2 separate regions of the Homo sapiens genome follow, and region 1 is linked to region 2. The links are chromatin loops, found by intact Hi-C in ENCODE. Cell type or tissue: PC-9. All regions are shown on one strand. Each heading gives the region's core, and the rest is flanking DNA. Links, peaks and the distances in the headings are about the cores only. Region 1 has its middle 150 kb from the start of PTPRM. Region 2 overlaps PTPRM (protein tyrosine phosphatase receptor type M).

Evidence for each region. Peaks named below come from ENCODE experiments on the same cell type or tissue, not always from the same donor. Only the 100,000 strongest peaks of a DNase experiment are listed, where the experiment ranks them.
Region 1: it touches region 2 in a loop (5-fold over the local background); 1 of 110 quality-filtered maps calls a loop at or near these places.

What each region holds. Positions count from the first base shown.
Region 1 is chr18:7,416,874-7,419,785 of GRCh38, reverse strand. No RefSeq gene overlaps it. Among named protein-coding and RNA genes, the nearest start is that of PTPRM, 150 kb to the left of the region's middle. In PC-9, for the core only: no CTCF peak of the experiment used is centred there; a DNase peak (open chromatin) is centred at 1,835.
Region 2 is chr18:7,625,608-7,628,519 of GRCh38, reverse strand. The region is part of intron 1 of PTPRM (protein tyrosine phosphatase receptor type M); the gene reads right to left. Among named protein-coding and RNA genes, the nearest start is that of PTPRM, 60 kb to the right of the region's middle. In PC-9, for the core only: a CTCF peak has its summit at 1,549; a DNase peak (open chromatin) is centred at 1,439; H3K4me3 peaks cover 665 bases; H3K27ac peaks cover 1,929 bases.

The sequences.
Region 1 (2,912 bases), core at 320-2,819, 210 kb after region 2:
CATGTGTTGAAACTCCTTTTTGTAATATAAAGAAGATACTTCCTGTGGGGTGTGGGTGATTTTGTAATTTCCCAGGTACCATTTCTAGGGATAGATGCTTCTTCCCTCTTTATTCCGCTCTGTTCTATCTTTTTCTCCTTTTTTCCCTCAGTTCCTTTGCCCCCACCTATGCCCTGCCACCACTCTCCCTTTCTCCTTTTGTCCCTCCTTCTCTTCATCAGGTATTTACCAAGTGCCTCCTGCTGGCCCTGCCCTGTGCTAGGGTGTAATGGAGCTTCCAGTCTAACAAAGGAACATAAATTAACCAAATGATCACACAAATTAAAATGTAACCACAAACATGACAACTGCTGAAGGAAGAGATACAGAGAGCTGTACAAGGCCCAAACTGGGGAATCTGCGGAGGTTTTCCTGCGATGCTGCTGTTTGAAGTAAGACCATAAAAATGGGGAGGAATCGGCTGGGTGTGGTGGTGCACGCCTGTAATCCCAGCACTTTGGGAGGCCGAGGCGGGCAGATCACGAGGTCAGGAGATCGAGACAATCCTGGCTAACGTGGTGAAACCCCGTCTCTACTAAAAATACCAAAAGAAATTAGCTGGGCATGGTGGCAGGCGCCTGTAGTCCCAGCTACTCGGGAGGCTGAGGCAGGAGAATGGCGTGAACCCAGGAGGCGGAGCTTGCAGTGAGCTGAGATCACGTCACTGCACTCCAGCCTGGGCAACAGAGTGAGACTCCATCTCAAAAAAAAAAAAAAGAGTGGGGAGGAATCATGTAGGTAAAGAAAGCAGTAGGGGGCTGGGTGCAGTGGCTCACGCCTGTAATCCCAGCACTTTGGGAGGCCGAGGCAGGTGGATCACGAGGTCAGAAGTTCAAGACCACCCTGGTCAAGATGGTGAAATCCCTTCTTTACTAAAAATACAAAAATTAGCTGGGCATGGTGGTGGGTGCCTGTAATCCCAGCTACTCGGGAGGCTGAGGCAGGAGAACTGCTTGAACCCAGGAGGCGGAGGCTGCAGTGAGCTGAGATTGTACCACTGCACTCTAGCCTGGGCAACAGAGCAAGTCTCCGTCTCAAAAACAAAAACAAAAAGAAAAAGAAAAAACAAAAAAAAGCAGTGGGGAAGAGCCCCGTAGGCCGAGACCCCAGCAAGTGAGAAGGACTCAGGCAAGAGGAGGTGAGAGGAGGTGAGGGCCATGGCTGCTGAAAAGAACCTGGGAAGGTAGGCAGCAGGCAAGTCATGCAGGATTCTGAGGCCACATTAAGGATTTTGGTGCAATGCTAAGAGTGACAAGAAAGTACCAAAGGGTTTTATTTGGGGACGGGGGGTTGATTGGATCAGGTTTGTATTTTTAAAGATCACTCTTACTGCTGCATAGGGGAAGGAATTAGGGAAGAGCAAGTGTGGGGGTGAGAGGCCAGTCTGAGGTCCGTGGTAAGGGTCCCGATGGTTTGGTCTGGGTTGATCATAGTGGAAATGGAGAGGAGATGAAGGGTTTGAGTGATATTTCAAATGCAAAGTTAGTATTAGTCCACATTAGACTAGCTATGGGGAAACAGGAGAAAAGGAGATGTCAAAGATGACTCCTAAGTTTCTGGTCTCCTCATAAGTGGATGGGGGGGTCATGTTATTTACTGGCAGAGGCAATTGCAAGAAGATAAACTTGGGGATAGCAGTTTTGGACACATTGAATTTCAGATGCTTTTGAGGCCTCCAAAAAGAGACACAGACTAGAAGATGAGATACCTATGTCTAGGGCAAGAGGAGTGGTCTGGCCTGGGGATACACAATTGTGAGTCACTGGTGCATAGTTGCTGAAGTGAGTCACAGTCGTGTATCCCCAGGCCAGACCAGTCCTCTTGCCCTAGACTGGAGCCCAAAGTATGGGAGAGATTGTTCAGGAGATAAAGTGACACGAGGAGGAGCTTAGCCCGAGAAACTCCTGCATGAACAGTTGGGTGGAGGAAGGCAAGCGTGCAAGGAGACCCAGAAAAAAGTGTGGTATCATGAGGGCCAAAGGGGAGATGGAATGGTCCAGATTGGAAAATGCAGGTGACAGGCCAAGTGAACTGAGGACTCTAAACATCCCTGGATTTATTAGTGTGGAGGTCACTGGGGACCTTGGCAAGCTTTGTAAATGTCACCTCACAAAGATGTATATCAAAAAGATGGACCACTGACAAAAAAAAGTCCAGAGCAGAGACAGAGAGTCTTCAGGTAATTTACTAACAGATATGGTCTATATTGCGACTACCTTTTGACAAAAATAAATAAAAAATAAATTAATGATTAAAATCTGGGGAGATACAACTACAGATTTTTTTGTATAAGATGCTTTTTTTTTTTTATTTTTAAGATGGAGTCTCACTCTGTCGCCAGGCTGGAGTGCAGTGGAACGATCTCAGCTCACTGCAACCTCTGCCTCCCAGGTTTAAGCGATTCTCCTGCCTCAGCCTCCTGAGTAGCTGGGACTACAAGCATGAGCCACCACGCCCAGCTAAGTTTTGTATTTTTAGTAGAGACACGGTTTCACCACGTTGGCCAGGATGGTCTCAATCTCTTGACCTCATGATCTGCCCGCTTTAGCCTCCCGTTGTTTTTTTCTTAACAAAGTCTCTTTAATAGGAGCCCCCAAGTCCAAGGGTCTTGTTGAGAACTGTAGCAGAGTAAGTTCAGCAGTGGCTGTAAACCAAGAAAACACTTATCAAAGGTGCAGGCATAGAAGAGATTCTGGCCGGTGGTTAGTGTTCTTAACCAAAATGATCAAGGTGGCTATGAACCAATTCGATAGCAGTGTGTCTTAACAATGCATACAAGCATGCTCCTAGTGACTTACTTGAGGTTCCTGCCCACAGATACTTTTTCCCTTAAAGCAACTGATGAGGTCTCAAGTCTCTATTTTCAGACAGAT
Region 2 (2,912 bases), core at 91-2,590:
TTAAATATCTAATTCTTTTAAGAAAAATGGCAAAAGACAAACGATTTACAATCACGTTTTTGTATGATAGCTGCAATTTTCAGAAAGTTATCGTTTTAAACTTTCATTTGAAAGACAGTAACTACTTTGCAACAACAATACACTAGGGAATAACAGAAATACATTAGTTGCATTAATTTTAAGTAGAATCATTAAGCTACTTATCTTTTTTTGTTTCTGGATTATTTTACTGCTTTGATATTAATGTGAAAAATAGTGAATGCTTCAAATGCTTTTAAAAATTCAGTCTGGTATACAGAAATGAATAGTGGTTCACAGAATACATATCCTGTGTGTGTGTGCGTGCATGTGTGTTTGTGTGTGTGTGTGATGGAGTCTCACTCTTGTCACCCAGGTTGGAGTTCAGTGGTGCAATCTCGGCTCACTGCAAGCTCCGCCTCCCAGGTTCACACCACATATTTTTTATATTACTTATTGAAATGGTATCTTTGTCATGTGGCCATCTAAAAATTCTTCAAATTATTTTAGACAAAATAAGGTGGCTTTTTGTTTTCAAATAGACACAGGTAGAGAGCTGCATACATCAGAATCTCCATTTGTGCAGGGCCTCTTATTTGGAATCAATGGAACTCCTTCTGACTCTAGTCACTGTAGCACCGCACAACACCCCATTTCCTAACTAACTGCTACTGTTGATTTCCTTGCTGTCCTTAGAGAGGACCTTCTGTCAGGAAAAATCACCGAGTTAAAGTTCAGCTCTACTCTCCACTACAAAAATTCCCTGTCTGAAATGTTGAAGGAGGCATTTAACATTGGCAAAGCCAAGTACTCAACTCCCATGCCTCTGGTGCCCGCCGAATTTTCTCATCTTCACATTCCCTTAGCACAAGGCCTGCAAAATACTTCCTAAATACTTCCTAGAATGAACCGAGCCTCACCGCAGGTTACTGGGCATTCTGTGTCCCCAAATCTCCCTCCTTCCATGTACCCTAAGGCCCAGAGTCAGGTCCTGAAACATGAGGATAAAGACCTTTACCCCAAAGATGGGTGGTCACTGGGAAGGGCCAGTTCTCTGGGAAGACAGGATCTCATACAAGGGCTGAGGAGGCCAAGAACAGAATGGTTTCAGGACATATGCCTCAGGACAGAGAGGAATAAAATGCTTCCCCGCCTGGCTGCTGGACTAAACCAAGCCTTTGAGGGAGACAGCTATAACCCTGCAAAGGAAAAGGCCCATATCCGGAGGCCCAAAAGGATGGTAACATCTGATAACCAAAAATTGAAAAGGGAAATTGTCCCACCCAGAGTAATGACAGGGTGGCTGGTTGTGCAAGTCAGTGAGGTCAGGAGGTGAGTAGAAATGGCAGGGATGGAAACAACAACTTCCACAGGGGATTCTCATTCCACCAATATTTCAGTGTGAGTCATCCCAGAACCTCGAGAAGAGGAAGGAGACCAGGGAAGTCCCTCTGCTTGGAGGAAGGACACTAAGCCACCTGCAGAGGGGGATAGTGCCGAGGGGAGAGTGAGCTGAGTGTGATGCACTCCCAGGTGCAGGCATGGATTGGATAAACCACGGAATTGTGTCAAAAATCTCCCGACTCCAGCCCCAGCAACAGAGCGAGACCTTGTGTCTACAAAAATTTTAAATTTTTAAAATGTTTACACAGGAGTTCCAGATACTCAGGAGCAGTCCCAGCTAGTCAGGAGGCCAAATTGGGGGGATTACTTGAGCCCTGGAGTTCAAGGTTACAGTGAGCTATTGCACCACTGCACTCCAGCCTGGATGACAGAGTGAGATCCTGTCTCTAAAAATAAATAAATAACCCAGATAACCCCAGTGTACAATCTGCAGCAACATGGGTCAGGCTTAGACCCTGAGCAAGGGGCACTGAAATTGTACACAGGACAACCTCACTGCTAACCTAGCTCTTTGTGAAGCCACCAGCTGTGTGGCTGGGAGAGGGGAGAGGGTCATACCAGCAGAAGTCATCTGTATGCCCCTTCCACTCTCCATACAGGTTCTTCAGGTCACTCATGTCCAGGCTGACAGTTGGAGTCATTAAAGAAGTCCCTGATAGTGGAATTTAGGTCCCTGTGTATGAGATTATGAAATGGAAAATATTCTCTCTGCCTAAACTCTGTCCATCAGGGCTGTACTCTATGGAGTCTGCTAAAGTCCAAAGATCATTAAACCCTTTTAAATGAAGGTGGTGACCACAGTCTTTGCCAAACGCGAGTGCATGTCTCACAGAGGGAAGGGCATTTCCTATGTCATATTACCTGATTGGATGGTATATGGAAATAATCTTGTTTAAAAGCAAGCCTAGAATGAAGTCCTGCTTTGGAGAATTTAGTTCTGAAGACGGGGCTACAGAGCCTTTCCTTTTCCCAGTGAATGTCATCAGAGGAAAAGGTGCTAAAATTACAAGAGCCTAGCATTAGATGCTTTTATGAATGTTAAGGCATTTTAGCCTCACAGTAGGAAGTATTTTCTCTATATTACAGGAAAATGAAGCTGAGAGGCTGAAACGGCTGTTTCAGCTGGATGCCGAGGACCTGGGTTTCAAACCCAGGCTCATGGGCCCCAATGTCACACACTGACCACTAGTAACTGGTCTCACTGCAACTTTGCCAGTTATTGATAGAGACAGAGGAAGTCTATCTTGATGAACAAACCCCCTTGGCCAGGCGCTGTTGCTCACGCCTGTAATCCCAGCACTGTGGGAGGCCGAGGCGGGCGGATCACCTGACATCAGGAGTTCAAGACCAGCCTGGCCAACATGGCAAAACCCAGTCTTTATTAAAAATACAAAAATTAACCGGGCATCATGGCAGGTGCCTGTAATCCCAGCTACTCAGGAGGCTGAGGCAGGAGAATCGCTTGGACCCGTGAGGCGGAGGTTGCAGTG